Regions from separate parts of the Mus musculus genome. Here region 1 is linked to region 2. The links are chromatin loops, found by intact Hi-C in ENCODE. Cell type or tissue: heart. All regions are shown on one strand. Each heading gives the region's core, and the rest is flanking DNA. Links, peaks and the distances in the headings are about the cores only.

Evidence for each region. Peaks named below come from ENCODE experiments on the same cell type or tissue, not always from the same donor. Only the 100,000 strongest peaks of a DNase experiment are listed, where the experiment ranks them.
Region 1: it touches region 2 in a loop (4-fold over the local background); 6 of 42 quality-filtered maps call a loop at or near these places.

Annotation. Positions count from the first base shown.
Region 1 is chr11:44,738,746-44,754,733 of GRCm38, forward strand. The region is part of intron 6 of Ebf1 (early B cell factor 1); the gene reads left to right. Among named protein-coding and RNA genes, the nearest start is that of Ebf1, 130 kb to the left of the region's middle. In heart, for the core only: no CTCF peak of the experiment used is centred there; a DNase peak (open chromatin) is centred at 8,156; H3K27ac peaks cover 1,753 bases.
Region 2 is chr11:44,612,444-44,628,431 of GRCm38, forward strand. It overlaps Ebf1 (early B cell factor 1), which reads left to right and starts at 5,657. Exons shown (of 16, transcript NM_007897.3): 1 at 5,657-5,869; 2 at 7,971-8,127; 3 at 8,724-8,787; 4 at 9,478-9,533. The coding sequence starts at 5,736. In heart, for the core only: CTCF peaks have their summits at 4,686, 5,931 and 6,135; DNase peaks (open chromatin) are centred at 4,778, 5,898, 7,688, 7,958 and 4 weaker places; H3K4me3 peaks cover 4,403 bases; H3K27ac peaks cover 3,742 bases; H3K27me3 peaks cover 2,800 bases.

The DNA.
Region 1 (15,988 bases), core at 4,401-12,400, 130 kb after region 2:
GTTATTTATATTCACACTTCTTCACTTCACCACATCCCTTGGTAAACAGCTTGCAGGGGGCTTGATGTTTGTTAATGAACTGTCAATAAACACATGTTCTTCCCAACTTCTTAAAAAACACTATTTTGGGGGGTGCGGTGGGGGCAAATGTGCTGGTTTCCAATTCCTGTCTGCACTCTGGAGACATAGAAGAGTCTTGGCTGAGCGTAGGGCCTCGGAGCTGGGTAAGGCAGCCTGTCACGTGTGCAGGCACAGTCCCTGCACAGGCCTGGAGGAAAGTGGCAGATTTTGATAGAGATCGTGCCAGCCGCTTGTAGGGAGAAGTCGGAAAGTGTTTGGAAACAGCTCTGTTAGCATGTTGCCCGCTCCCCAGCCCCAGCCCCCGGCCGCCCCAAAGCTGAAGGAGAGAGTGTGCCAAAGAACAAAAGGCAAACTATAAGAGGACTTTACTGATGTAGAAGCTGACCTGTCCAGGTTTGAGAGGAGACAGACTAACCTCTCTCTCTCTCTCTCTCTCTCTCTTGATGACTTGGTCTCTTTACTCTGTAGCTAAATATCTCCACCGAAGAGGCTCCCAAGACTCTGATACGTGTGTGTGTGTGTGTGTGTGTGTGTGTGTGTGTGTGATCTTTAGGCTTCCAGAAACACCTCACTTTCTCCCCCTCCCCCGTCCCCCGCCCCAATGCGGGCATTGGGAGAGCAATGCCATCTGAGGAGTGGGGGCTGTGAGCCCAAAGCACACCTACCCCTTTCTTTTGGGCACCCACCTGAGCTACAAATGAATGCAAGAAACTTAGAACTGCCTTTAACCAAAACCATTTATAATTTAATTGGTGTTATTACCACCATCTATTCATTTTGGAACAAATTGTCCCAAGAGCAATGATTCTGGAAGTTTTTGCTTTGGGAAAAAAATGGTGAACTCACTGGGTTCCTTGGTCATTTTTTTTTTTCCTTAAAAATTTTATGCATTGTTAGGGAAGAAAAGTCTAGTCTAACTCACAAATGCATCCTTATTCTCATGTATATTTGATACTGGCCCCAGTCTAATCTGATAAAGTGCACTTTGCCTGTGGTGTCTTACAATAAGCCGGCTGCATTAGTGCCGGGAAAAATCAATACCGATTTATAATTTACCATCGCAAAAACCTATCACTTTTTATGACCCTCCATCCTGGCTCATTAATATTACATTAAAACACACACACCCACTGAAACAGGGGGGAACTGTAGCTTGTCAGGCTTCCAGCCACTAAAAAAAAAAAAAAAAAAAAAAAAAACCAAAACAAACAAACAAACAAACAAAAAAACAAAAAACCCTTTAATTGGGCTTAGTTTGGAAATCCAGATAGAGATTTTTTTTTTCTCTATTTGTTTTATTTTTAATGTAGGGATGTTGCCTAGCATGGATTTTTAAGATGCACAAATACCTATACATTTCTCTGAAGAGCATATCAGAATTTCTGACACATGTTTTCCTATAGTTCTTATGATAATAACCGGTCCTTATAGCATCCTCAGCTCTTCTCCAGCCTCCAGGGTCTTCCCTTTCCTCCCGTGTGTGCCAGTGTGGAACTGGCTTCTTTCTGTACACAGCAGCCTTCTGGCCAAGCTGGTCTTTTTCTTATCTTTGTGGTTGTCACAGTTGGTATTTACTCCACATCCCCCTCCCTGCCCCCAACCCTTGGCTCAGATCACGGAGGAGCTAAATGCCACCCTTTGCATTGTCTGCCTCCCAGAGAAAGGATGAGGATTTTATTTTCCTTCCACACTGGCTGGAGAAAATTCCTCTGACCTGGCTCTGTAACTGAGCCATTCATAGTCCCTACTGTTCCCCGGCAGAGAACACCAGACTCTGTAGGTGAGAATGTGTGCATGTGTGCACATGTGTGTGTGTGTGCATGCATGCCTCTCTTTAATTCTTTCACCTTAAAGAAATCCTAAAAGAAAAAATTAAACAATAGTATTTCCTTGATCAACTTTATTAAGCTATTAAGCAGTTTTGACCTCGTGGGTTTTTAGACTTAAAAGTCCTATCCAAATTCTTTCCAGATAATGTAAAAAAAGAAAAAAAATGATGTCATTGTTTATGTTGGCAGTGGTGACAAGCTCTATTTATTCCATGCTATTCAAATAGTTTCCAGGGAATTTTTCCGGTTTTTTTTTTTTTTAAATAAAATCACAAAAATCCAACCTTCCGACTCACTTGCCCCTTTCCCTGGCTGACTTAAAGGGGAAGGGTTTCTTGTCTCAGAGAGGGAAGTGGGAAGCAGCAACAAATAAATAAAAAGTCAGGAACGGGGAATTCATTGTGTTCTCAAGTGTGCAGTGGATCCACACCACGCAGCGAATGCATGTCGTGATTGGGTTTTTAAAAGACGTCCGACTCGCCCCTGACTGACAGGGCCTATTGATTTTTTAGGTTTCTGCCGTCATCGGTTTCCAGCCTCACAGCGGCCGCATGTCGGGGGTCAGGGCGCACCGGGGCGCAGTGAGCCAGCCCTCGCCACTTCCCAAAGTGAAGGGCTGCTGAAAGAAAATCAATCATGTCATAAGTGAGAAGCATCAAAAATTTTCTCTCTGTACGGCCAAGGCCCATCAGCCTGTCTTCGCTCAGTAGCTAAGGTTAGGCATCTGTCAAGTCAGACTAGGTGAAAAGTATTAGAGATGCCAGTTAACCCATGGCTGGACTGTAGACGGGTGCGAGGCTGGTCTCTTCCCTTTGTCTGACCATCTGGATTGACAAGGTTGGCAGTTTTGCTTGATTTTGGAGCTGGAATCACCCATTTCCCCTCCCAGTAGCTTCTGTCTACACTTCACTCTCCTCCACAAGGCAAAAAGGACAGGGCCCCAGACGCTGTTGGCTTGTAACTTTAACTATAGACTCAGTGGATTTGTTCCCTCTGGTCTCGACACTGGGCATTTTAGGTTCTTCTAATATGAAAGTGTGTTTTGATTCTATGTGTTTATCTGTGTGTTTATGTGTGTGTGCACATGTGTGTGTACCGTGACATGTGTTCAGGTCAGAAGACAATTTTCAGGAGTCAGTTCTCTTCTTCCACCATGTGACTTTCAGGGATCAAACTCAGGTCCCCCAGCTTGGTGACAAAGTACTTCTAAGTCAAGCCATCTCTCTGGCCCTACTCACTATTTTATAAGCCTGCATTCTTTAGTGCTTCTAGCAGTGTTCACCATGGGAAAAGAGGCCTGTATTAGGATTTGTCTCAGAGCTGCAGGAGCACAACACAGATTGCTTCTTCATCTCAGTGACAGAATTTATGTGTGTGGCAAAATCCACTTCCAGCTTACTTCTTCTGGCTTCCAAATGCACATTCTTTAGTGCTTATAAACATTAAATTGTCTATAGGAAAAGAGCCTGATAAAGATACGGAAGAAGAAATTGAGAGAAAGTCATTTTCCTTTGGGGCTTTGGCTATTAGGTGGTTCCCTGTGCCCCAGTGGATGAGCCAGTAGAGAATCATATGGGCAGGACTAATTGGGCTCAATGGAAAGAAAGAAAGAAAAAAAGAAAGAAAGAAAGAAAACAAGAAAGAAAGAAAGAAAGAAAGAAAGAAAACAAGAAAGAAAGAAAGAAAACAAGAAAGCAAGAAAGTGTTGGAAGTATGATAAATACATAAATAAATGTGATGGGGACTGTTAAGGGGAATAGATGGTAGATAAGAAAAATTTAAATTATAAAACAAATGAAGTGTTTGAATATATATGCATATATACATATATCTTCATCCATATATATAAAATGTCATCTATCTATCTATCTATCTATCTATCTATCTATCTATCTATCTATCTATCTAGAGTGCTATGAATGGAGATCATGCATGCATCCATTGAGAGAGCTTGGTTTCTGGCAGATCTGCCACATAACTTCTACGGTACATGTTCTATAAACACACATTGCTCTGTGCTAGGTGGAATTTATCTTTATGTGCTCATTATGAGGAAAGAGGCCTATCTGAATCCTCTATAAAGGAAAAGTTCCTTTTGGAGACCACTACAAAGTCACAGAGTGTATTCCCCCTAAACAAAGCCAACTCTTTACTGCTCTTTTCATATCGTGTTTTGGAACACACAGGACATAGATACATTTATCTGAAATAAATGGGATGGTCTATAGTGGAACTCTTGTCTGCTACTATGCTGATAGATTTGCATGGATAGGATTCTGCATTTCTTCCTGTATAACCCATTGAGGGAAACATATCTTTTCCATTCTCAGGGGGAAAAAAATAAGAAAGAAATATGCTATTCATTTCAAAACACCTTGTGATAGTTTTTAGGCTTCAAAGCTAAAAAATGAGATTGTAGTTTGGTGAAAGAAATAATATCCAGTGGCTGACTTGAAGAAACCGTTCTCTAGGTGCCTGCCAGTTCTGAGTTTGGTTATTTAAATAGAATGTGATGCTAGGTCTCTTATGAGTTATAAAACAGAAGCTGTGTGTTCTGTGGGGGGAAAGGAGAGATTTTGGTTTATATATTGCTTCACTGAACAGGAACCATAGATTGGAAGCCTGGCTATTGGGTGGGCTTCACTGTTAGATGGTTTATATCCACTTAGTGCCTCTTGTCTTTAAGCATGTCTCTATTGGCTGATCCCTAGTTCTTATTGTCATTTTAAGACTGGCTTGAAATCTGAAAAGGTCTGCTCTGCAGAGGACTGTGAACTTATGCAGGTATGCTTGAGTGTGTTCTTGCATCAGTGTATGCATGAGTGTGTGTGTGTGTGTGTGTGTGTGTGTGTGTGTGTGTGTGTGTGTGGTGTTGGGGTATGCGGAAGAACATATTTTAAGATCTCCTGCTTGACTGGAGATGACCACCTCAGTAGCATTGGAGAAACCTGAAACTGTATTGAGCTGAGGGCTTCTTCATTGTAACTTTCCTTTCACACCTAAATTGACATTCACTGCCTGCACCAAGGTATACTCACTAATAAATATTTTAGCTGTCTATGCCTCAATGATTACACTAGCCATTCCATCCAGATGAAAAGACAAAATGTTTCTTTAATCAGTACCATGATAGGAGACCATTAATAGCATCTGAAAATATTAGCGTCTCAGAGATATTGACCGGATTGCTTTTGGCATGGAAAATTATATAATTACATTTTAGGTTATATTTTATGGACTTATACCAGTTATTCTAACATAACAGAAATTGCTGTTCAGAATTTTAAGAGGGGAGAATGATGTAGGTTGAAACCCTCAGCAACACAGGCATCAGGGCTTGCTAATATACTATCTAATTGTAATCAATAATTTCTTTTCTCCTTTCTGTAATGACAAAGCCTTTGCAATAAAAACACTACCATCCTTTTGAAATCCACAGAATGATAAATGACCTAGGCCAACTTGGGGAGGGAGTGTAGTGTGTTTTATATTCCTCGTGATTTATTATGGGTTTACACACACAGCTAGTGTGAAATCAAGTAGGGGAAGGAAAGTACCCAACAAAGAAATCCATTCTGTCTAGAATGCCTAGGTTTGAGTCCCATTGGCATTGATATGAACTAAGTACTCTCATCAAGGGGCCTAGGAGCCCTCTGGTATTTAGATTCCTTTCTGTAACATTACAGGGAAGGCAGAAAAGCCAATACAATGAACCACTACTTGGCTATGTATGAATCGCTAGGTCAGCCTAACTCATGTGTTACACAAAAAGAACCCATTTGATTTGTTCTTGACAATAAATGAAAGCCTAGCTTTGAAGGGACTCTTAGCTGGGTCTATTTGCTTCCTGAGACAGTCTATTGCACAGGCTCTGTGAGGAAGGCAGGTTGTTTGAGGTGTGAGAAAGAAAAATCCCCTCTCTTCGTTAACTATTAGGGACTTCCTTTGCTGTAAAGCTAAGTCCTATCATCTCAGACTCCCTTTCACCCGTTACAGGGGTGCGTGGCTGTCCTCATCAAACCCAGCTGGCCACTGGGTCCCGACAGGTAAAGATTTTGAGAAAACCCAGCAGAGATTTGTGAATTTGAAAGGAGAAAGACTGTGAAAAGTGGGTCTACACCAGCCCCCTTTCAATTCCCGCCCCACGTGTTTGTGCCCAACCGAGCTTCTCATGTGACACTGGTTCCAGTTTTTAACTTCTGTTTGTAAGTTGTCTGTGACATTTTGCTTCAGGCTGGTGCATGATAGTGTTAGGGGTATCTGAAATCTTAGAGTCCTCCCCTTACCTTCCATTCCCCTCTCTTGATGTTGCCTTTGTTCTCTTCCTACCCCTGCCAACTCCTTTTTGTTTTTCTTCCCAAACCCAAAAGCCTTTTGTTTAAAGAGTTGGGTAAAATATGATGTCACTAAACAGAATTTAAAACTTTAGGAGCGATCCATTTTTCTTCTTACTATTCACCAGACCTGGGATTTGTTTCATATTAAAAACAAATCTCATTTTCTTACTCGGGGAAACACAGCAGACAACAGTTAACACCCGGTGTGAGACTTGGGGTTTTCATTCAGATGAGTTGTCTATAGTTTGCTGGTGTGTTTGTTTATTTGAATCTGGGCTGCAGAAGGAGAAACGGGTGGTTTAGGAGACTAGGTTTTCAATGATGTCATTAATCTTTTGTTTTCTCCAGAACCAGGCTTGGGATCAAAAGGGATAAAGTTCCAGTTTATTCTATCAGATTTCCCCCAGTGACCAAGGTCTTAATGCACTACTCTTAAGGAAGTTTTGTTGGTGACCAGAGCTGATGGGGTCTTTGACCATTAAACAATACCCATTAGTCAAAGTCCTGAGGCTACCATCTCTGAATGGCGTTTTCTTCTAAGTGTGCCATTAGTTAGTATAATGGACTGATGTCTGTCTGCTTTTGGGGCAGTTCAGAATGGTACAAGGAAGACCCCTTTTTAAGAAGATGTGATGTTTTTTCTTTGGGCTGTATACATGTTCCCTGAAACAGTTTTAGCTCTTGAGCAACAATAAACATTAATGGTTTCAGTAAAGCCTTTATGATCTCCCAGGTCAGAAATCTTTTATTTTCCCTTAAAGTCTCAAGTATGGATTTACAAAATACTCTTCAAAACCATTATAGTCTTTTGGGTAAATAGTTTTCATTTAAAAACATTTTTATAATACACACATTTTAACGTGTTCTAAATATGTATTTTTACGATTGATCATGACAGCGCCTTAAAGAGCCATTATTGCCTATCAGGGAGATAATGTGTGTGTGTATTCAAGAGATTGTCTACAAAGAAAATCTCTAAACTGTGTTTATTTCCAATGAGGAGGGCTTTTTTTTTTCTCTCACCAATAAGCTTGAAAAAATTATGCAAAATGGTAGAAATTGAGGCTTATCATCAAGGGGAAGCAGTTCAGGGTTGCAGATTTTGGTAGTGCCTCTTAAGTGACAACTGAGAATTTCCACAGTGTAAAAGCAGAATCGCTGCCTGAGCTTACTTGAGACAGGGAACTCGCTCACCAAAGTTTTGTGTGGTTTTGCCAGACTTTCTGCCTCAAGTTCATATTCCTCCAAAGACAAGGCTATGGTTTCATTGGTCCCTCTGAGCCAGAGGCTGCCATCCAGTTAAAGTAACTGGAAAGCAGACAGACTAGGGTAACCATTTGTTGGTTGTGAAGATATTGTTAGGAGGATGTAGGTCATAAAAGAGTATCTTGGAGAGAAACAAGGGAGATGAATGGGGAAGTAAAAGAGTGCGAGGAAGCCTCATGTATTCCTTTCTTGGGTCCCACAAGTCACACAAAGGCCTTAGGATTTTCCTTTGAGGAAGAAGGGAAGCCATTGAAGTTGGGGGACATTGCCCAAACCCTCCCTGTTTGCTTGTCATTTGCTTGGATACCCTAGGTCTGCCAGAATTTTCTGAATAAAATCCTAAAACCATTGCAGTTCCATGTTCATCTTTTAAAGCATGGCTTCTCTAGCATGTCCTTTCATGCAAGTCTGCCCTTGACTCATAAAGATGTGATTTTGGAATAAAACCGTTTCACTCACTACAGCTCTTCCTTTCTGATCCCGTTTTATAGTTCTGTTCCCCCTGAACTATCTTTCTAGCTAAGGGACAATTGTGGATCCCGATAGGCGAGGCAGTGTATGCCTCCTTGGGTGGGGTGAATGCAAAGAAGTCAGCTGAGCTTTGAGTGACAGGAAGCCCAGCTGGGCAGGGGAAAGATAGGGAGGGAGAGAGAGAGCAGCTGTGAATGCAGATTGAAGTGGCCAGGCAAGACAATGGCCTGGCATGATAAGCACCTTTCCAGCAAAGGTCATCAGCCTGTCACACAGACACAACAGCCACACCTTGGCTTTTGTGTTAGCTCAAGTTTCATTCAGGAGAGAAGTCTGTGTGGATCTCTGAGAGAAAGGTTAAAGATCACTGCAGCAATTAGCAAGTTGATCAAGGAAGAGACATAAGATATCCACATTCATATGTCTTGTCTCGAATATATAAGCACCCTTCTGCTCTCTTCTGTAGCAGAAGGACTCTATTCTAGCTTTAGATGACCCCTCTCTCAACACTGGGCAGCAATTTGAAAACAGTCTAAATTCTCCCTGACTTTGCTGAGGTGGGGGTGAGAGGGCACCCCAGGGGCTTAGCTCTTAGAGGCTAATATGGACTAGGTAATGGCTTGTTGAGCTTTTGAGAAGTCAGATTTTTTGTCCCAGAGCTTATCCTCTTCAGGCTTTGAGGCCACCTGTAGTATCTTTAAAAGGACATCTTTGCCCGTCTTCCCCCTTGCCTTTTGTAGTACTTCTTTCCCACCCCCCCCCCTCACCCCCAGAAAAAGTTCCCTGGAGGCTTAGGGGCAATTCTCATCTTCCTTCTTCTTTCCTGCATGTGTGCATATGTGTAGTATGTGGTGGGTATGGATCTAGGCATGTGGAGGTTACAGGGTAAACTCAGGTAGCTTCATATTCCATGTCTTCGAGGCGGGTCTCTTCATTGCTTCCTGTGGTTCACATGCCTGGCTAGCAGAGCCTCTGTTGTTGTAGCACGGGTCCTCTTCGAACCTGCTCTTGGGAGTCGACTGGTGACCCCAGTGAAGGAAGCAAAGAAAGAACAGGTGCCGAGTCCTGGAGTTTGATACCACAAAGCGAGTTCACGTCATGTTTGCCAGCTATTCGCTTATCTTGTCAGCCTAGCTCCCAAATTTGGTTGGTTTTGTTGTTGTTGTTGTTTTGTTTCTTAATTCCTTCCTTCCTTCCTTCCTTCCTTCCTTCCTTCCTTCCTTCCTTCCTTCCTTCCTCCCTCCCTCCCTCCCTCCCTTCCTTCCTTCCATAATCTGATTATAGAGAATCTGGATTCGCAGGCTTTCCTCAGCAGGCTATTTCCTGAGACATACCCAACGGCTTTCCTCACCAAATTACCATCTAAATATGAACTTACTTTTCTTTCTTTTTAAAAAAAGATTTATTTATTTATTTTTTTATATGTGAGTACACTGTAGCTGTTTTCAGACACTCCAGAAGATGGCATCAGATTTTTGTTACGGATGGTTGTGAGCCACCATGTGGTTGCTGGAATTTGAACTCAGGACCTTTGGAAGAGCAGTCGGTGCTCTTAACCGCTGAGCCATCTCACCAGCCCGAACTTACTTTTCTTAAGAATAAGGTTTAGGCATTGTTATTCCCAACGCACAGATGAGAAGTTGACCTCAGGGATGGCTCAGTGGCCTCCTTCCCTTTCCACCTCTACAAGACCGGAAGAGGAAACTCCTCCCAACTCTGACACTTTGACCAAAACCTCTTCCTAAAAGCTCCTTTGGAGACTAGGGAGATGGCTCAGTAGGTACAGAACTTGCTACACAAGCACAAGGACCTGGGTTCAGATTCTCAGTACACATGGAACATGACAGAAGTGGCAGCCTGTGTCATAAGCCATGGCCAGGAGGTGGAGGCAGGAGATCTCAGAGGCTCATTGGCCACCTAGTCTAGATGATTCCACGAGTTCCAAGTTTACTGTCCTAAAAAATAAGATGGAGAGAGAGGATGTCCCCTGATACTGACTTCTGGCTTTCATGGTCATGCATGCCTATGGACAGACAGACAGATAGACAGACACACACAAACATACACACACACACACACACACACACACACACACACACACACACACACACAGACACACACACTATTATTTTTGTGGTCTCAGTGCTGTGACTCACCCCCCATCTTATTCTCTACTCCCCACTGTAAAGCTCCTGCAAGCGCAAACATGACTGGAAGTCCCTCTTCCTTTCTCTTATGAGGGGAATTCAGCTTCCAGGCGCTGCCCACGGGGGTCTTTTCCTCTCACAGTTGATTTTTATATGCCCTTGTAGCTTTGCTAGCAGACACACAGGACTTAGAGTTACAATTGGGATATATGCTTGTGAAATTAGTCTCAACTGCTTTAACCCGAAGGTGGTTCTGTTTATTGAAATAAGCAAGTCCTAACTGCTGACCAGATGTCAAATTGAAGTATAAAGACTTTCTTCTAAGCCGACCCTCTTGAAGAAGAAATGCTCACAATTTAATATAATGAGAATAATTAATAAGGAGTGTGCCAGTGACCTTGAATATTAATATTGTTTCCTTTTGCTGTAAACAAACCCGGCTATTTTATTATTATTTTAGTGTGTAACTTGGCATGAACACTCCTTTTCACATAATTTCCCCAGGTGACTTTTGTCTCCTTGGCAATTTCCGGCTTTAATAAAGAAAACCTAATTAAGAAGGAGCTGTTGATTGGTTTGCTAGTGTAATTAACACAGGTGATGCTAATGAGTTTCTATGAAACCAATGGTTTATGGGAAAAATAAACAGACCGTTGTTGCATATGGCCCAGCTGATATCTCTACTCTGGTGTAAGTGATGATCCCCAAGTCTCCTGTGAGTGGTTTGTGGGCATGGAAGAGGCAGATAAAACATTTTATAAGATTCATTAGTGGAACTGGACCAAATTGAGAGCAAAAGTCTCTGTGTTAGGCTGTATTAAAAAAAAAAATCTAATCTTTGACTATAGTGCTTGTTATATCTTTTTATTTAATTTAAATTTTAAATTAAAAAAATGTCTGCTTTACTTTAAAAAAAAGGCAGACTTCCTTTATTTGGGGTGCACATGCACCTTGCAGTAGTTGCTTTAAGTCTGCTGACTTTGTAGACAAGCTTGAGTTTCGAATCTCTTCCCACTGGCTTGTGGATGCTCTTTCCAGATGCTCGCAGAATGGCTGCAGCTTGTAAGAACCTGGCAGTTTCCTTCCTCAAGTTATACCTGCTTCCTGAGGAACCGTGGACTTTGGATCTTTGGTGACATCCATACTCATGTATTATAGTCACAGTCACATAGAAAGAGCTGAGCTTCCTCTTTGGTCTTTTCTTCCTTTGTTGGGTTGGGAGGCATGGTGGGGAAGGAACAGCCGATCTTTCTTAATAAGAAGTCAGGGACAACCAACATTCCCGTTCCATCAGTCCCCCTATTGTCATTCTGAGTTTTACCCAGAATACAGGACAGTTTATAAAGAGCCTTGCTCAGCTCCTAAATAGATTGAAGAAGTGGTTTGTATGAAAGATCAATATGTATAAGACTTGACTTGGATATTTCTATAGTTTTCTAGGTCTATCTCCATTGTTCTTTAAGTTGGCTTTTTAGATAAGTAGATTTCTTCATCTTCAAAATCATTTCTTCATCAGCTAGTTGCTCCTCTTCCCCCTTCTCTCCTCCCATCCCTGACCCCCTCCATCTCTCTCTCCCATTTCTAAGTCTGCCTGTTCCACAGTGCCTCTTGACTACTACTACTGTGACCAAAAAAAGAAAAGAAAAAAAAATCAGAGACATTCTATATCTTGCCGCACACCTCCAGGGACATCTTTTGAACTCTCATAATTTGTATTTATTGCCACCCACTTTGTAAGTTCACAGTTTAATTTGCCAGCAGTGGCAGTGTTAGGCCGACACAGTAAAACAAGATAACGTTAAAATGTCAGGATGAGAGGGGCATGAATGATGCATTACCCCAGCCAGGACTTGGCTTGTCATTCCCTTCTGCCGATGTGATGTTAACTACCTTTTGAGAGCTCTGTCTGACTGGTATTACTCCGAAATAGGATCATTAGTTCACTGTTCTGATTAGAAAGCCGCTATGCTTGATTAACTCTTCTTGGACTGTGTCCTCAGAGGAAGCATCAAACGAGTTGCGTGGCTTTTGACATCTAGAACTAATTTATAATTATTTTACTGCAATTATTTGTAGTTGTTGACATGGGTTTTTCTATGATGTGGTATTTAATGGAGAAAAGATAAGTGTGTTCAAGTTACATGTTTAGTCTACATTTCAGTAACGTTCTAGATTTACACCCCGACCCCCAGGACAGACGAGTTATCATCTTTAATAGTGTGTAATTCATGCACAAATCTCTTAATAGTCCCATGTTTCAGGGACTATTCCTTTGGTAACTTTTTGAAAAATTGTCATCCTGGGAGGATATTGGCTGAATGCACATTTGTGTATACACATGGTGGCCAGTTCGTGTGCACCTTTCTTGAAGATGTCTCCAAAATGATAAATGGAGAATGTGGAGAAAGGAAAGTACGTTACACTTCCTCGTTCCTCTGACACACCTCATACCCCTCTTTCCCAATTGAAACCATCTTCTATCGCTAGCTGCTTTTTGATATCCTAACAATATTGATTCTCTACAAGTACATAATTCCCTATCTCTTTCCAGATAGACATCTGATGACATCTACTATTTCATGAAGACGGTGTCTTAGTGCCTTTCAAGGGTAGATTTCAACAGAGTGTATGCAGAAAGGCCAAGACTGGGAAATTGCTATGTTATGCAAAGGAAATGTGTCCTACACAAGTTTTAGGACTTAGACTTAAATTAGGAGTTGTAAGAGGAGGTTTTGTTTCACAATAAGGATAGATAATGTTTCTGCCTCACAATTGTCATCCTGGGAGGATATTGGCTGAATACACATTTGTTCTTGGTGGCAAATTCATGTGCATGGTGCACCTGTCTTGAAGGTGTCTCCAAAATGATACAAGTTTCTGGGATTGATTAGTGTCATTTCCATACCACTGTGTGAAAAACCTAGCAAATTTTTAAGTTGACTGGATAAAGTTATCACTAAGGAACAGTCCTTAGTTCTCCAGTACAGTCTTCAATGTCCTATTTCTTGAAAGGCTTCTTCTTCCCCCTTCTTTTCCTCCTCTTCCTTCTTTTCTTCTTGTTCTTGTTGCTCTCCTCCTCCTCTTCCTCCTCCTCCTCTTCCTCCTCCTCCTCCTCTTCCTCCTCCTCTTCTTCCTCCTTTTCCTCCTATTTCTCTTCCTCCTCCTCCTATTTCTCCTTCTCCTTCTCCTTCTTCTTCTAAGTCTGTACAGATCCAGACATTTGTGATGTTATTATAGATGCCTCTGATGAACCTGGAGTTACCCCAAGCATGTAAACAATACCACCCTGTTATGTCTCTTTATCATATCCTTGACATCTGCCTTAAGTTGCTATCCTTCACTGTGGGTTTAAGTCAGTCCATGTTCTCTTTGGAGACTTCTTGACAGAACACACTTGGCTGTAGATATAGACCAACTGGCCATGAGCAATTGGTCTTAAAAATATAACCAGGATTTGCTGGTCAAAGGGGGTAATTGAACCTCATTTTTCAGACCTAGCCATGTATCTGTCTATGGAAAGACATACTTGAGTGGAGGGTCTGGACCTGAATGTAAAGTCTCCAAATAGGAACTGGTGGCTTTTATGGCAGTGATCACAATAAACCCCTAATAAATATTGGAAAGAAAGTCTTGTTGGTTTGATTGTTGTGGGGTTTGTAAATTTAAGAGTATATAGATTTGTTAATGGGGATGATTTAAAGCAAATTTTGGTTTTGCTACTTTTCTTTGTGAACAGATTTTTTTCAATGGTTTTTGCCCAGAGAACTGTTAATATGAGATTTGGCTGGAATGCTCTTTTTGTAGAGAGGTGAAGTGGAGGCTTCAAAAAAGAAACAGTTTTCTAATCCCAGGGTAAAAGGATCCATGGCATTGGTGGAGCCCTTTCTCTCTCTGTGTGTGTCTGTTTCTCTCTTTCTGTTCTGTCTGTTACTCTCTCTGTCTGCCTTTGTCTCTCTCTGTCTGCCTTTGTCTCTCTACCTTTGTCTTTGTCTGTCTCTGTGTTTGTCTCTGCCTCTCTCTTTGTCATGTTTGTCTCTGTCTCTGTCTCTCTCTTCTTTGTCCTCTTGTACTTATATAGAGAACAACTTGAGTAATATAGTTGAGTCCTGCCCCCAAATCAAAACTTCTTTTTAAAACTGCTCTCATGCTGATTGTGGTGGTACATCCGTTTCACACTAGCACTTAGGAGCAGAGGCAGGAGGATCTCTGTGAGTTCAAGATCAGACTGGTCGACATAGTGAGTTCCACCCTTGTCAGGGCTATCTAGTGAGAAAGAGTTTCAAATCAGTTAAAGAGATAATTTGCTATCATCTGCAAATCCTTTCCTCGTCCTTTCTCACAGAAGGGAAGATGAGCTTGGAGTTAGGAAGGAAATGCAGAACAACTGAGAAAATAGGAAATACAGAATCTCTCCACTTCAAAGCCACACACGCCAGTGAGTGCTTCCAGGAGCCAATGCATGCGACTTCTTGGAGAAGTGATGGTGGGAGCTGAATTATGATGATCTTTCCAAATCTGCCCCTCTGCACCACTCAAGGTTTCCTGTCTCTCGAATGGGTCCAGATAGAGAACAAAATGAAACTCTCCCCAATTCCGTCTACCTTTTTTTTTTTTTTGCTTTAAGCCAAGGCTCTGCTGCACCATTAGGATGTAGATGATCATATTTAAAACCTGTGATGACACCGTTGTACCCATCTGAATGATTAATCTGCTCATTAAAAGAGCGCCGATGGGCTAGTCTAATTGGAACATGGATCTTCTTAAAGGACGTCACAGGGTCGGGAATAGGAAATATTACTCATAACATAAAGTAGGGATTAATTATGCTACTAAATACTACTGTGTGAAATTTACATATGGGTCTGGTTAGAGACAAGGATTAGAAAAAGTATGCCATCTTGTTTTATAACATTTATGCCAACTTCAAGCAGGTGGTGTGTGCCTACTTTAATCCCAAATCTTAGATCAACATTTAAGAAAAGCTGTTTTAAACTCAAATGTCACAGAAGGTTTAGAGATTGGAATAAACACAGAATTTGCATGAGTGAATCACTGTGACTTAACGGGGGTGGGGGGGGACTCTTAAAAACTAATGTCAAGACTCAACTCTGCAATCGCTCTCTTCATTGCTGAATCTTTAACTTTGGAATGGAATTTATCTTTCTAGAGTTGGGAAGTACAATTAGGATGATTAAGGAAATATGCAAATTAATCAAGCACAAGTTTATAATCATCCCCCACCCCCACAACCTTCTTTGATACAAAAAAAAAGTGGAAAAGATTTGCAAATGGTATGTGGGAAAGATGTAAGAGGGTTTTTAGTGTCAAGAAAGGGGATAGGGTGTGTGTGTGTGTGTGTGTGTGTGTGTGTGTGTGTATTTGAACCATCACTGTAACACTTTCTTGTTTTAGTGACTATGGTCACCCAATGCAAGCTAACTTACAACATGGAAGAGATGAATTCTAGAACTTTCAGGGTGAAAGGATATTTCTTTCTTTCTTTCTTTTTTATTTTAAAGCCAGGGTCTCATGCAACTCACGCTGGCCCCAAACTTGGTATGTGACCCTTGAACTCCTGATCTTCCTGCTTTCACCTCTAAGGGTGCTGGACTTGCAGATGTGCACCATTGTGTCTGTGTGTGCAATGCCAGGAATAGACTACAGGGCCTCAGATGTGCATAGCAAGCACTCCACAGCCACATCTCTGGCTCGTCAAAGAACCTTGAGGCTTTTCCATTCTCCCTCCCCCTCTCGCTCTCCTCTCTCACCTGTGAAGGCGTGGGAGCACAATTCTTACCCAACTAGTGACAGCCAAACACCACAGTTTCTGACTCTCAGTCCAGTGCTATTTTCAACC
Region 2 (15,988 bases), core at 4,653-12,652:
CCTTAGCTGGGACTGGGAGAGGACGTGACACAGCTAGGGCTGGAGCTGGCACGTCCCTGGGGAGTCCTGTCTGGGAAGGAGAGGGGAAAGGCACCCACTTACATTACAGCGCAAACTTGTTTTCAAATAATCATATTCGTTAAGATTTTCCTGAAACTACACTCTCCTGACTTCTGTGTGGTTTGTCCTCACCGTGACAAGCGCCCTCTCTCTCTTTCACTCTGCTCCCCTTATCTCCCTCCCCCGCTATGTGTAACCAGGACTCAGTGCACCCAAGAATTCTAGTGGTGTTGAATAGCCCTTAGCTGCCTCTGCCGGGTGGAGGTTTGACTCCAAGGTTAAGAGCACTGGTCCCTGAGACAATGTCTTGGTAACTTTATTAGCGGTGTGGCAGGAACAAGATTTCATTCGCTTCCGCTTCTCTTAAAAACCCTCCGTTTCCTCACCTGTACAATGGGAGTGGACTGTAGTCGCGATTGAGTAATTTCATGTCCGGTAAACCTAGCAACAAATGGGATCTATTTATTGTCTGGGACGATCCCGGGGGAAACCCGAGAGAGGCCTCAGCTCGTTCTGAGAGGGGACAGTTTTGTGGAACCGCACCGCGCCTGGTCCTACCCACGTTGACTGCAGTCTCTGCGACAGAGCCTTAGAGATTGTTTAATCGTTCTCTACCTCCTGCGAGTGGCTGTCACCCTCTTCTTCAGTTTTCTAGTTGGTTCCAAGAAAAGGAGGGTTATCCCAGGGACAGAGACTGGATGAGCAAAGGAGGGACTTTTCCGGAGCGCCGCGAGGTCGCAAGCCCGGATCAGAGTCCGGATTTCCGGTGGCGTTCTGGCCTGCGGCTCCCACGCTCCCCACAGAGGTGGGTGAATGCCACCCGGGGACAGACCAGGGTTTAGTGGGCGCGTGGGTCCCAGTGTTCGGCAGTCCCAACACGCATCCGTGGTATCTTCCCATCGCCCTCGCCCTTGCCTGGCTGCACCCCGCTTTCCCAGGACTCCAGGTCGCTACAGACTCTACCGGGTTCCCTTGATAGTGGCCTGGCTTCGGCCTGTCCCAGTCACACATCTCAGACGTCTAGTGGCCCGCAACTCCCCAGAAGCTCTCAGAGGGCCTTTGAGCTTAGGCGCTTTGTCGCCCACTTCCAGTTCTACCCAGCACTGGATGAAGAGCCCGTTGTCCCACTGGGGTCGCAGCTACCTCTGGCAAGAAAGCTAAAAAAGGTGAGGGGGCAGTTCCCCGACTGTTGGGTGGGGGGTCCTCAAAAAGAGAAAAGTAGAACACGCTTCAGGACAAGTCCCAAGCCTGCCTCCTGGGGGCAGACAAGCAAAAGCCATCCCCTCTTTTCTTGGGACATTCCTTCTGATCCCAGTTCCACTCAATTCAGGGGGGTCTTTCTTTTTACTGAAAGGCAAGCAGGGGAGCATAATTTTACCTGAGCCCCTAGAAGTTATTGCATCATTTTATATGCCCCATGAAAGGGGGTCTGGGTCTACAGAAGTTCGAGATGGCCTGGGTGCCACTGGTTGGGCTTGAAGAGCACAGGGGGAGGGAATTCTTGGGCCCTAGCCTCAACTTCCTCCAGCACTGGGGGACCTGAGAAGCTGGGCAACCCCACTTGGTAGTGTGGACCCTCTGAGAACCTATCCATGACCACCACCCCATCTCTCCAGCCACAGCTGAAGAATCTGCCAGAAGTTCGACAGGAAAACATCATTCTAGAAGAAACATATTCCTTTACAGTGGCTCCTTCCCTGTCTCTTTGTTTGGGGAGAAGGCAAGAATTTTTAAATGTCTTTAAATATAGATTCCTAGGTACCAATGCCAGAGGCTCTGGTCCTGCAGCTGTGAAGGAGGCCCAGGTATCTGAATGTTCACACACACACACACACACACACACACACACACACACACACACACACACACAGAGAGAGAGAGAGTTCTCTCTCTCTCTCTCTCTCTCTCTCTCTCTCTCTCTCTCTCTCTCTCCCACTTCCTTTTGGCTTCCTTATACTTAAACATTTATTATTGGATGCAGAAGCCACGTTAAAAGGCAATTCACCCAGATGAAAATCTACAAATGCACTTTGCTTAATGAAAGTGAAATATGCCCACTATCCCAGGTGAGGTGTTGGCTGCCTGTCAAGCCAAAGGGAATTAGGGCTATCCAAAGATTCTTGCCTCCCTCTCTTTACCACCATCACTGCCTTCTCCTCCTCCTCCTCCTCCTCCTCCTCCTCCTCCTCCTCCTCCCCCCTCCTCCTCCTCCCCCCCTCCCCTTCCTCCTCCTCCTCCTCCTCCCCCCCTCCTCCTCCCCCCTCCTCCCCTTCCTCCTCCTCCTCCTCCTCCCCCCCTCCTCCTCCCCCCTCCTCCCCTTCCTCCTCCTCCTCCTCCTCCTCCTCCTCCTCCTCCTCCTCCTCCTCCTCCCCTTTCTCTCCTCCTCCTCCCCTTTCTCTCCTCCTCTTCTTCCTCCTCCTCTGGCTTATGGATATAAAAATTGCTTCCTTTTTAGTTAATTTCTGGAGAATTGGGCTGCTATAGCTGTCATTCTCTGTTCCAGTTTCTCTTTTCTGGATAGTGGGTTTCATGTGCTGACTGACACCAGGATCCTTTGTAGCCGACCTCCGACCTCCTCTGGAGGACTATGTTCTTTGTGACTCTTGTTAACCACAGGCCTCAATGTGACTGTGTTTCTCCTCATTCGGGCAATGATCCTTTCTTGACTGTGTGCATCACTGGAACATCTACCCCACTACATTCAACTTTTAATGTTTTGGCTTGATTACTGAAAAGTGGAGACTCAAGCAGTTAAGAAGAGTTAAGCCTAAGTCTTAAGCTAGGGCTTCCTGGGACCCATTGTAGAAGGGTGGCCAATGCTTCCTGATGCCCCTACCTTGAAGGGTCACCACTGAACTTAAGGAAGGGGCTTATTCTGTGTACTCCTGACGTTAAGAGGATCCTGGGTCTGGGACATCAGCACAGCTTGGAGCTTTGAAAAAGTTTAAAGAGGCCCAGCTTCAATTGTGCATTTAAAATCTATAGAGATGGAGAATGTTCTGGTGTCTACCAGCATATAACTCATCTTTTTACACACACACACACACACACACACACACACACACACACACACACACACACACACACAGCACCTACTGTGTACTAGAAACTCTAGTATATGCTATGAGGATCCTGGTGGATCAGATGATCTCTGCTGAGATGGCTTGGAGGAGATGGCATTAATTATGGGACCAGAAAGAAATGTCCCAGCACATCTGTAGTCTAGATAAATAGTCTGGGAGCTATAGTAGATAAAGTTATGTCTGAAGATAGTGGCCATGCAGTCAACCTGTAGTCTTGGAATACACCCACCCACTCTTTCATCACAAAGGGGCTCCACTTTCCTCCCTGGACAGACCCAGCAACCAGAATGCTTGCTGGCCTCAATTGTTCCATTCAACAGGGATGTGTGTTCCTTCCCGTCACTGACTGCAATACATTTTATAAATCAAAGGGCCAAGGAAGACCAGCAGAAAAGGGAATCTGGATTTCAGGCAAAGAATTTCCCCCCAAGGAGTCCTTGGCAGCCTTGGCTGCATCCAGGATGTCCTCTAAGAGTAATGATACATTTACCACGAGCTTATTAAACGCTGCAACCATTTTTTTTAAATGATGGGGTAGGCATATTACCCATAAACCTCCACTCATTTCCTCCTTAGCCATAACACAAAGGTCAATAGGCCTGAGATGGGAGACAAGTTACCCTCTTCTCCCTCCGTTTCTTCCTGTCTTCCTTCCTCCCCTTACATTCTTCCACCTTATCCACTTCCTCTTCTCCCCGTTTCCCTCCCAACCTCTCATCTCTCTTCTCTACATCCCAGTCTCTCTCCCTATGGCTGTGATGGAAGTTGGTTCAAGCCCCCTTCCCCTTTAACAGAAAGAACTTTGTGTGCCAAATAACCAACTAATCAGAGAAGGCAACACCCTTGCTGCAGTTGTTAAAGAAAAATAAAGCTACTTTGCGGAGCAGGAGAAGGGACTGAGGATCTGAAGATATTTAGAGTCGCAGGCTGCATAGCCCCAGAGACTCATTCACTCTTAGGGACTTCTGGAGAGTAGTGACCGAGTGAAAACCGCGCCCAACAGCATTCGTGTCTGGGTTAGCACCAGAGTTAGAGGCATTTCAGAAGCCTGCTGAAGACTGAGTCTAGAATGCCCATTCCCTTGCGGTCTACTAAAGTCGTATTGGTTGGGGCTTTAGGTTTCTCTACCTCTCCTGACACGGAGATAATGTCTTCCGAGTGCCCTCAAGTCTCGATCTCGCGCACATAAAGTTCATCCCGCCACCCTTGTTTCAGAGTGAAGAGCTGGACACCTGGGATGGGCATCCTGCCTTTTCTGCCTGGTCAGTCCTTTTTTCCTCCACGTTTGCCCCCGAAGTCCCAGGACAGGCAAGCAAGGGACTAGGCGTCTGCCCAAAGAGAACGCAGTCAGTACGCCTCCGTCGCGCTCAGGGCTCGGAAGGGATGCTTAAGAACTGCCATGGTGCATACCCCTTCGACTCAGGATACCTCCATCTCCTTCCCTCTGCCCCCTCTCTCGCTCTCTAAGGCCACGCTCCTTCCAGTTTAGACGCTAGAGCTCAGAGATCCCTTGCTCGCCACTTTGCCGGGAACTTTGGCGGCTCCCCTGCGCCACAAGGAGAAGGATGTTAATGAGGGAGTGTGGCCAGGCTCTGTGAACAAGCCAGCTCGGGAGCTGCGATTGGCTGTGATAAGGCGGAAGGATGACGTTATGCAAAGAAGGGGCGTGTCTAGGCTGCGAGGGCCCCGCCTCCTTCCCTTTGGGGTTAGTGTGCCTGTGTTTAGCTCTGGGGAGAGTCAAACTGGATTCCACAGGGAGAGCCTGCAAATCACTTCTATTTTAGCAAGGAGAAAACAGAATCTCCATCCAGCAGGGTCCACCCCTCTCTTTCTCCCTCTCCTCTCTTTTTCTATCTCTTTCCCTCCCCCCTTCCTCTTTCCCTCTCTCTCCCCTTCCCCCCCCCCCCTCCGGTGTATCTGTCTACAGCAACCAGCGTCCTCATCTACACGCACGGAAAGGAAAGAAACATCTTTGGTTGAGAGAGGAGGAGGAAAAAAGAGAGAGAAAAAAACTTGCCTGGTTGTGGAAAATGACACTTCAAGTAGCCAAGCCGGCTTCGAGAGTCGTATCTATTGTTTCTTAAATTGTCATCAGGGTGGTTTTTTTTCTTCCTGCTTCTTCAAGTGAAGGTACCGCTACAAAAGGAAACTCCAGCCCCTCCTGTTCTCCAACGGCCTGTGATTACTACAAAAAGAAAAAAAAAAAGGCAAAAAAAAAAAAAAAAGCAAAAAAAAAAAAAAAAAAAAAAAAAAAAAAGGAAAAAAAAAGCACCCAAACTCAAAACCAACCAACCAAACAACCCCCAACAGCCAGGCATATATCTCTGTTTTTTCTTAATTTTGGTCTTTTCGTTGGATTTTCCCTTTCTTTTTTTTTCCCCTCGCCCCCCTCCTTGTTATCGCTCAGTTTTGAGCGAAGGTTTACATTTTTAAAAATTTTGCTTTTCAGCCCGCCTTGATGTAGCGCGAGTCTCATCGACTCAAAAAAAAAAAAAAAAATCTGTGGTTGGCGTTTTTTTTTTTTTTTCCTTTTTTTTTTTTTCAAATATTTTCAAAGGGGAGGAGATTTTTCCACAAGAAAAGGTTGTTTTCATGTTTGGGATCCAGGAAAGCATCCAACGGAGTGGAAGCAGTATGAAGGAAGAGCCGCTGGGCAGCGGCATGAACGCGGTGCGGACGTGGATGCAGGGCGCCGGGGTGCTGGACGCCAACACAGCGGCGCAGAGGTGGGTACCGCTGGGGGACCGTGGAGGAGAGGCCACCGGCTAGCGGGAGAGCCCGGAGACGGCGGCGCGGCTACCCGGGGCCTGGCCACGCGAGTGCGTCTGCCGCTGCGCTGCGCTCGCCGCCCGAGCTCCGCGCTCCTCGGCTGCGCAGCACTCGTCGCCGGGTGGCCAGAGATCAGCGAGCTGCTGGAGGGAGCCGAGCCCAAGCTTTGCCGGCACTTTCCGCAGCCCCATCTGCGAGTGTTTTCGTTTTGTTTTAACCCAGAAGAGGCGTCTCTGCAGCTCGGTGTTGGATAGCTGCGCTTTTCTGACCGCTTGTTTTCTTTTCTGTGTGGTTATATTTTTCCCTTTTCCTCTCCTTCTCTTCGCTTCCTTTCCCCTTTATTTCGCTTCAGTTCTTTCCTTTTTCTTCTTCCCTCTTTTCTTTTTTCCTACTTAATTTTCTTCTCTCCCCCTTTCTTCCTTTCTATTTTCTACCTTCTTTAATTCTTTCCTTTCCCCCTATCTTTCCTTTCCCTTTTCTACCTTCTTTAATTTTTTCTTGTCCTTCTCCACTCTTTTCCCCCCTTCTTTCTCAGTTTCACTCTTCGTTTTTCTCTTCTCTTTCCTCACCTGGCTCTCTCCCCCGTTTCTCTCTCTCTCTCTCTCTCTCTCTCTCCATTTTTCTTCTTGGAGTCTCCTCTTATTTCTCCTATCTGGTTCTTTACTCTCTCCTCTCTCCACTTCTTAGCCTTCAGTTTTTCTCAGTCTGCCTGTAGAATAGTGATTTCCAACTTTAATTTTCACATCTCCTAAAAGCCACCCTCATCCACTGTCACCTTGGCCTTCCCCAGTCCCTCTCCCACTCTCCAGATCCTACACTGAGTGATTTGGAGGCCATGCTCTTGGAGACCAACTTGAGGAACTTCCCTGGACACACCCAGTGCCCTGTCCAGGGGCTCCTAGTCCCAAGTGAGAAATGGTACCTTGCCCTTTTCATTGCTGGCCACCACCTGGGCTTCGGGGAAAACTTTGTGGGCCCAGGCTCCATTAGACATAAAGGGTGCAGAAGGGGAATGGGGAGTAGTTCCATCTTTCCATTTTTGGGGGGAAGGGCTAGGGACAACTGTCCTATACTGTTTCCATCCCCATGAGCACAGGGTTGGGAGTGGTTGGTAGTGAGAGTGAATTGGGTAACTAGGCTAGAAGCGAAAGTGTGTGTGTGTGTGTGTGTGTGTGTGTGTGTGTGTGTGTGTGTGTGTGTTGTCCGATAGTGTCCGGCAGTTTGGGCTGTCATTGTGGTGCCCCCGGGCATCCTATTCTCCAGTCCCCCGCGGATCTTCTCAGCCAAGAAGCCTTGGCCCTTTGGGTTTCTGGAATGTGTGAGGAGGATTTCTCAGAATGGCAAAACTTTGGCAAGACAGGTCTTTTATTTAAAAAAAAAATTAACCAAACAACAACAGTCACTTACAACAGTAAAACAAGACGCCCCAGTTCTCTTTCCCATGGCGATCGATCATTTCTAATAGCCGCGAGTCCCAATCAGGGACCCTTCTCCGCTTGCTTGCCGTTTGTGTAGAAAATTAGCGTGCTGAGGTCGGGTACCATCAGCTGGCCGAGGCTAGGGAGTTTCCTGGAGGGTGGCTGAGGCAGCGAACAACCTAGCATGCCTTCATGCATTTCCACCTGCCCACTTACTTGCGAGATTTGGAGGCGTAGTCGGAGCCTATTCCCACGCCCTGGCCTTCGAAGTAGTAAATTGCGCACTTTCTCTTTAACCCCGTCTCATTTCACCCACGGTCACGTTTCCTCTCCACGCAGCGCGTTTCAAGTGGAGTAAAGATTGTAGCGTTTCATCTCACACCCAAAACCCAAACAAAACTTCCACACCTCTGAGTTCTGATGACCCGCTGTCTCTGGAAGGGGAGGACAGGGACATGAGTGGCATTTGTCCGGTTCGTCAGCCGCTCTTGAGCTCCTGATGGGTCATGGAAGGAGCCCAGGGGATGTTTTGGGAGCAGAGAAGGTGGGTGTTGGGGGGGTTCGCTCGCGTGTCCTGGGTGACAGGGGGATGCGGGACACAGTCTGGCTTAGCCATCTAACTCTGCGTCTTTGGTCGCAGCGGGGTGGGTCTGGCCCGGGCTCACTTTGAGAAGCAGCCGCCTTCTAACCTGCGGAAATCCAACTTCTTCCACTTCGTCCTGGCCCTCTACGACAGACAGGGCCAGCCCGTGGAGATTGAGAGGACGGCCTTTGTGGGGTTCGTGGAGAAGGAAAAAGTAAGTGGGCGCAGCGCAGTCCCTAGTAGTCCCGGGCTCAGAAAGCAGGCCCAGGCGCCTTGGAAGCCGCCTCCCGTGTGGGCAAAGGTTTGCTCACACTCCTGTGAGAGTCCCCCCCCCCCCCCCTTCCCGCCCCCAGCTACTTCCCGCCCTGGACGAATCCAGGCTCCTGGGACTCAAGGTCCTGCTTCAGAAAGTGAGCACGGAGCCCCCAGGGCTGGAGAGATTCCAGGCAAAAAACGAGCGGAACCCTACTTGAGTCTAGCCTTGGGAGCCTGCAGAGTGCTTGCTCTGAACTATCAGATCAGGAATGCTTGCCCCAGATGGCCCAGGCTGCAGTCCTTAGGCTCTGGGAAGAGTCTCACCCATGTGCACCTCACAGAAATTTCTGGAATGGTAGAGAGAAAGCAGTTTGGGATGAGGGTGGAGAAAAGATTAAGTTTGCCACAGTTTCTGTTACTACTGGGGTTGACTGGCTTTACAGGATGGGGGGGGGGTCCCCATTTGGGAAAAGTTGCCTTGAAGTTGGTGGGTGCACTCGCTCATGGAGACCTCTCTCCTCGTTTCTTGTGTCTTTGGGCCTTGCTGCAAACCAGGAAGCCAACAGCGAAAAGACCAATAATGGGATCCACTACCGGCTCCAGCTCCTCTACAGCAATGGTGAGGCTCCTGTCGGGTCGGTGCCAGCACCCTGGGGCTCCGGGTCAGGGCAAGGGGCTCACGGAGCTCCAGGTGGACGAAAACCCCCCAGCGAAGCTCAGCCGTCAGCCACCCTCCAGGTGAACAGGCCTCTCCGAAATTTCATTCTAGGAAGTTTCTCACCTGAGGAGGCAGAGGGCGGCTTGGTCAGCCCAGGGCTGACCAGAGGCCACTTGGCCCTGACAAGACCACTTGGTTGTCCTCTTTCCCCCACTTCTTGAGGCCTGTGTTGCTTGGCCAAAATTCCAGGTCGCTTGGCTCCTCGGTTTTTTTGAGGGGTGGGGAGGGTGGGCTGGGGAGAGGCTGGGAGTGGAGGAGCTCCTGATGGATCCAGGCGGCTTCAGAAGGGCTCTAGCCTGGGAAGGGAGAGTGGCCAGGTTGGGGGGCGGGGTCCCCACCTCTTTTCTAGCTCCAGTGCTTGGAGGAGGCTGGCTTCTAAGGGGAGCATTTGAACTAGGCCCGCAGATCCTTTCTGGATTCTGGGAAGGAGCGTCCTGGCTCGCCCCTTTCTGGACAGCAGGAGTTCCCCTTGGCCTTGGACCCTTTTGCGTTGTTTTTGTTTGTTGCTATTGTTATGTGAATTGTGGAGTTCTTTTTTCTTTCAGGGCTTATCCCCTCTCTCTTAATTTTCCTTCCTCCCTCCACCCCCAGGGATACGGACAGAACAGGATTTCTATGTGCGCCTCATCGACTCCATGACAAAACAAGTAAGTTTCTTAGAATTCCACGACTCTCGGGTCACCAAATTTGCTGCAGTTCAAAAACCGGTTGAGCCACTGAGAGATGACTGGGACCCAAACTTTCAAAGTCAGGGTGATCCTGGCAAAGTGGGAGCAGCGCAGGCTCCCCAGATCATTTCTGCTCGAGGCTCACTGCCTCCTTGGGAAAGCCAGGCCTGGTGATTAAAACCTGGGGGTGCTGAGTGAAGGAAAAAGGACTGAACTTCCCCTGGCTTGGCCAAGGAGCCCTAAGGGAAGCGAAAGGAGCCCGGGAGACAACCCCCTCCCGGGAGGCAGAATAGACTGAACTAACTAGCCAGGCCTTCTCTAAGGCCCAGGCCTGAGGAATTGGGGGGTAAGAGGCAATTCAAGGGATGGAGCTGATGGAATTTGCAAATAAACTCCCCACAGATTTTTTTTTTAAGGCGATGGTATTGGAAGGTAGTGTTGGAAGTGGGAGCCTACAGTTGTTCAAGAGTATTTTGCAAAAAAACCCTCCTGCTTTGGCCTCCAAGTTTGGCTGCGAGCCAGACAGCAAGAGCTAGCTAAGGCTTTCTGTCTTAAAGGGACATGGACTGCATTTTCTTAAGCTTGCCAGCACACGGTGTCAGGCAGTATACATTAAGGTTGAGTTATGTTTTAAAAGATACAATTATGAGCGGAGTTGGAAGTAAGGCTTGACATTTTAATGAGGCGCAGGAGGGATATTTTTTTTTCATCTATCCTCTTCTTAATTTTAAGAAAAAAGTATAGTTTCAGAATGAAGTAGCTGGTTAGCTAGTTGAAGTAACAGAAACAAAAAAGACAGCTTTATTGAGAGGATGAAAGAATTCAAAACAAAAAGAAAAGTTATCATCTATTGTGCAGCAAGTAGCAGTGTAGTGCAGGGTTAAGATGTGTTTGTTTGATTGTCATTTTAAATATTCCTTTTAAAACAAGAAGAGGTGTTCTTCCTTCACTGGGTTAGAAAGTTTGGAATTAGGGTGTCCATGCACAATTAAAAATAGATTTAGATCTGCCTGGCTATAATGTGCAAAATACACATTAATAAGCTGTTGGGAGTTTGAGATCTTAGCAAGAAGCATTTAATAACAGCTCATGTTGATAATCATGTTCATATTTATTGTGACACAAATAAATCATATGGAATTATGGATATGAAGTATGTTTTTAAAGTGATAAGTGTCTAAAGAAATTGATATCATGTTATTTCCCTTAAGTATTTTCATCTCTGGAAGTTTGTGTTTATTTCTTAGTTGACAGCTCAGAGTAAATTCCCATTTATTGTTCTAATTACAGTTATTTTCTTCAATTCTTTTGATTGCTACATAGAATAATTTTCTTTCCTTTGGACATTGAATTTTTAATTTTTTTTCTTGCTGAGCAGAAGCACAAAAGACTTGATTTAGTGGGTTTTTAATGTTTTCTGATATCAAAACGAAATATATATTAGGTGGAATTTTGTTTTTCAAAAACAGTTTTTGATATGATGGGTATCATTTCTTGTCCTTCTAGTCAGAGAGGAATGAAAACAGGGAAGGCAGGGGGAGAAGAATGAACCCTAACCCCTACTCCTCATGTATTCATCAGGATTTACTTTCAAAGGGAAAAACATGCACACCAACAACCAGACAGGGCCAATGTGGTTCTCTAACACTGACCACTGAAATGCAGGCCGAGCTATGAAAAGCTCTATTCCAAGGAGCATAAAATTGGTACATGTTTGGAGAGATTGTTTCCATTTGATTTAAATCTTCCCAAAACTTTAATTCCTACCTCCCTAAACAAATAGTGCTACTAAGAATTGATTTTTAAAAAATCAACAAGCTCTCTCATACAAGAACAGTAGAAGAATTTTTTAAAATATAAAGCAATACGGCAAATATTTTATTAACAGGGCCATAGAGCCTTCTTTTAAAAAAAGCTACAGTTGAAGGTATCTTTTGCTGTTTGATAGCATCATAAATTCTATGGGGAGGGAGAGAGGGAAATGGTTCATTTAAAGAAAAATAACAGGTATAAGAAAGTCATTTGGCATACATTACTAAAAGTTTAAGTTATAGATACACGTAGCTATTTAGTCTAGTCAGGAGTCATCTGAAAAAAACAAAAAACAAAAAACAAAAACAACACAAAAAAAAACCCCAAACAATTATCTAAGTTGGTAGAAAAGTATCAAGACAAAAAATGTTTTAAGATGTACCCGTTTGCTTTCAGAGTGATTGGGTAACCTCCCGTTCTATAACTTTCACTTTGAAAGGCAATCTGTGTTCATTATCCAGTTGCTTGTTGTTTGATAGCATGCTGCTAAAGTTTTGGAAGTAGTTACCTTCTTATGGACTTAGTTAATATCATACACTCCAAAACAGTAGATAGAGACACCAGAAGCCTTATTTTCTTCGCTGCAGAGTCATGTTCATGTTCAGCTTCAGAAGTGATCTCCCTGTAGTTTGAAATTATTTTATGCCACTTAATGCTCACTCTGACTTGAACTTTCTAAAAGTGTTGGTTCTGTGTGGTTCTATACAGCAGCCCGTTTAACCAGAAGGAGTGACCAAGGCTGGCTGACAAAGTGGTAACATTGCCTTCTGTGGAGTGCTTTCTGATGCGTTTCAGATTTTGATATTCAGAGTGTGGAGCAGACTATAACTGTCAATGTCTAAGAACACCAGAGCTGGTGGAGGGAATCCCTGGCCACCGTGAGATCTTGTCTCCGTTGTTTGGTGACCCTAGCCCTTTCCATAGTAGACATGTGCCTTTGAGCATGTGATGTCATACCCTTGACTCACAAGCTGGGGTTGACATTCCGATGGAATCGTCAGCCAGTCACATGCAAAAGTAGCTGGGCTGCAGCTGCACAGGTTGTTCCTCATTTTGAGTGCATCTAGCAGTAACACTGAGACCCAGACAGAATTGTACTCAATCAACCAAGATGTCTAAGGATGACAGTGTTTCACACCTTCCTAAAGTGTCTCATTAGACTCTTCTGAGGAAGGATTCCTAATTTTGGGCCCTACCAGGTACAATGGAATCTCATTTTAGGAGTGACTGTAGAAGGCTCTGAGGCCCATTCTCCTATCCCTCCTTTGTAAAACACAGGGTATAAAATATAAAAATTTGAAAAACAAAACAAAACAACAAACAAATCAAAACCCCATTTAACTAGAAAAGAAATGTCTCGCTTTTGAGAAGGGTTGTTCAAAACCAAGTTTAGCTGGCCTAAAAATAGATTGTTTTTGTGTCGTTGCTGTTTTTGGTATTCTATCAGTGAGCATGCAAGAACCCTTAGGATCCCAAAGTTTATGGCTAATGCATCCAGAAACAGTGTTAACTGTAGAAACGCTCATGGACCCAGTTGGGGAAGCCTGAGGCTTAATCTGTCTCACTTCAGGTTTGCATGAGTGATTTGAGATGTGATATACTCTGTGGGTCATTCATCAACAAATCTATCTTTATGTAGTTAATAAACACAAAACTAGCTCAATTTCTTAGACTCGTTTTCTTGAAGAGTAAGTTTTTCAAGTGATACTTAGTAAGGAAAGAAAACCCAATCTCATGTCCCCTGCTCCCAAAACAAAGTGTTTTGCCTTTATTTCATCTATTTATTTTTGAGAAGGGCAAACAGAAGTCACATCATGTTTGTATGTATAGGTTTAATGGTAGGGTGGGTGGAGGATGGGTGTGGAATGGTGTTGATACAATGGGGGCGCAGGGACAGTTAAAGTGAAGGTTGTCAGATTTGTTTCCTAGCTTGCTTTCTTTATATATTTACTCTGGTGTTTGCAGTCCTTAAAGTTATTGCTTTAACTCTCTGTCACGCCCATTGATTGTTTCGTTATATCCTACCGTGGCTGCATAGGTTTGATTAACTACTCTTTCAGCTCACTGGTAGAGAAACACTAATTTTTGGCATATCTATAAGTTCCTAAGGAATTTACCAGGCCAGCAAAGAGGCTCTTTCATATACCCAGGGAGCCAAACAAGAGAGGACAGAGCAGGTTTATGTCAGGGCTATATTTCAACAGCTTTCTGTCTCCTTTGGTAACATGTCAAAAATGCAGGTGATTTAAATTTCCTTGCACATAGAGGAATGAAGAAGTTTGGAATTTTTATGCATGATCAGGACCTGTGTTTGGGAAAATGTAAACTCATCACAGTGGAAAATGTGTTGTTTGGAGTCTGGGGGTGAAAACAAAGCTGATGGTTTTGGAGAGCTTGCCGGAGCCAGATGGCCTAGTACTTCCCCAGTCTGGCGGCCCAACTGCTCCCTCCTGGATAATATACAGCCATTTGTTCGGGGATATTTACGCTAGAGCTGTTTCCATGTGAATGTTTGAACAGCATTAAAAACGAACATATTAGTCGGGATGCATTTATCGAACTCGTATGGCTGTACCAACAGCCTGCTATCTGTGTGTTTCTTGCTGGGGATGAAGACGGTTTGGATGTGGACATGCGTGAATTGTTGACATAGGTTTTGGAGCAGGGAAGATTGGGTTTTAGCTACAAATTAAAATATATATGAATTTAGAATCGAATTAATGGGAATAATGGTTGCACCCAACTCAAAGGTCTGCTGTGAAAATAAATAGATCCATAACTGTGAAGGCCTTAGAACAGTGATTGACATATATTAAGCATATAATAAGTTAGCTATTTTTGTGATCTTATTGTTATTGCCTGACTGAGTTGACAAAGTCAATTCTGTCTACTAACGTACTAAATGCAGTAACTATCCAAGTAGAATATCATTTATTGCTTCTAGGAAAAAATGTCATATGGAATTATTTGAAATATTTAGTCCCCACCCAGCCCCAAGGCATTTGAATAATAGAAGGGCTTTTAGATCTTCAAGACAGAAGAGATGCAACAGAAAGTCCCCTGCATGGGGACGTGCTTGCCTTTTAGTTAGGGCTGATGTAACTGAGCAGCATAGTGAATATGATATCGTGCCTAACTCAGTTCTGAAAACGGGCCTGCTTAGCTGCTGAGCTGAAATTACATCTTTGCAATTTGTTCGCCAGTAGCCAAGCTGCTACTTGAGGCAAAATGAGTTTTGATTTTACTCTACTATTAATGTTAGATTTGCTGTTTGACACAATTGTTTATGAAATGTCAGATTTGTGGTGTTTTCTTTGGCATGGCTTAATTTTTAACTAGGGTTCTTTCACCTACTGGAAACTGGACTATATTATGTAGCACTTTTTTTTTTTAATGAAAGGCAGTGGAAGAGGGTGGGTGAATGTAGTAATTACTGTGCGGTGTGTTTATACTATAGACATTATTATTGGCTCGCTTCTTAGTAATTTGCTATCACTGATAGTTTTATTTAGAAGGTACTCCTCTTTTGGTTGAAGAAGGCAGTTTTTATATTTATGGCCCTTTCTCTGAGGTGACAAATAGATTTTGCTTTTTGTTTTGTTTTCAGAAATAGTATCATTTTCAAGGTTATTGTTTCTATTTATGTGGGAAATTCAAGTTTCTTTTACCTCTCCTCTTCCTTCTTCTTCCCTTCCTTTTTATTGCAAATCAGGACAAATTCCTAATGAGAAAAATGCATATGCTCATTGCTCCCTTGAATGTGGTGTGGGACAGGAGTTAAAACTATCAGAAAAGTAAACAAAGGCAAGCAAGCTCAACTCTCTGAACTTCTGTGGGCATCCCATTGAAGTAAGATCCCGGTGTGTGCTCAGAGTCATTTTCTTTCTTTCTTTCTTTTTTTCCTTTTTCTTTTGCTGTGCAGTCTTTTTTCCCGAAGTAAGTTTCAGTGAACTTTTAAGCCTCAGCAACATTTTCAAAAAAACTAAGGATGAACTATGCTTCAACGATGACTTTTAAAACAGCAGTAACCAGGACAAGCATGATACAGGGATTGACTGATTTTCAAAGACTTGCACACGTTGACTTTAAGCATTTAAAACAAATGGAGTTTTCTCTTCCGACAGTAAGACCTGTTGTTCTTGGAGATTATGAAAGTTTTAACACCCATGTTTTTTCATCTTTTGTTAATCATATATATAAAACAATACGGTTCAAAAAAAAAAAAAAAACCCAATCTGAAATCAAGGGAGGATCAGCAAGAACGTGCATTCGTTTCTGCCTGCTTGTTATTTTCTGGTAGAGGCTGACATTCAGAGAGAGAGGAGCTACTGACCTATCAGAAAGTCAGGTCTCCAAATAGGACCGGTTTGGACAACGTATCCCAGTAGCACCAGTTTTTGAAAGTTGCAGTGAAGTTACTTCTGTTTATTCTTTCACATTTCTTCCTGTCCAAGCATCCCTACTGCCTTGAGGCATTTGTTTGCCCTTGGCAGGATTAATGTAAACAGTATTTTCCACTTGATACTGTGTACCTTTTGTTTCGATGGTTATAAAGCTCAACTTGATTCATCCTCGATTGATTAATTCCAATAATGCGTTTTTATAATTTCTCTCCCTCTGCC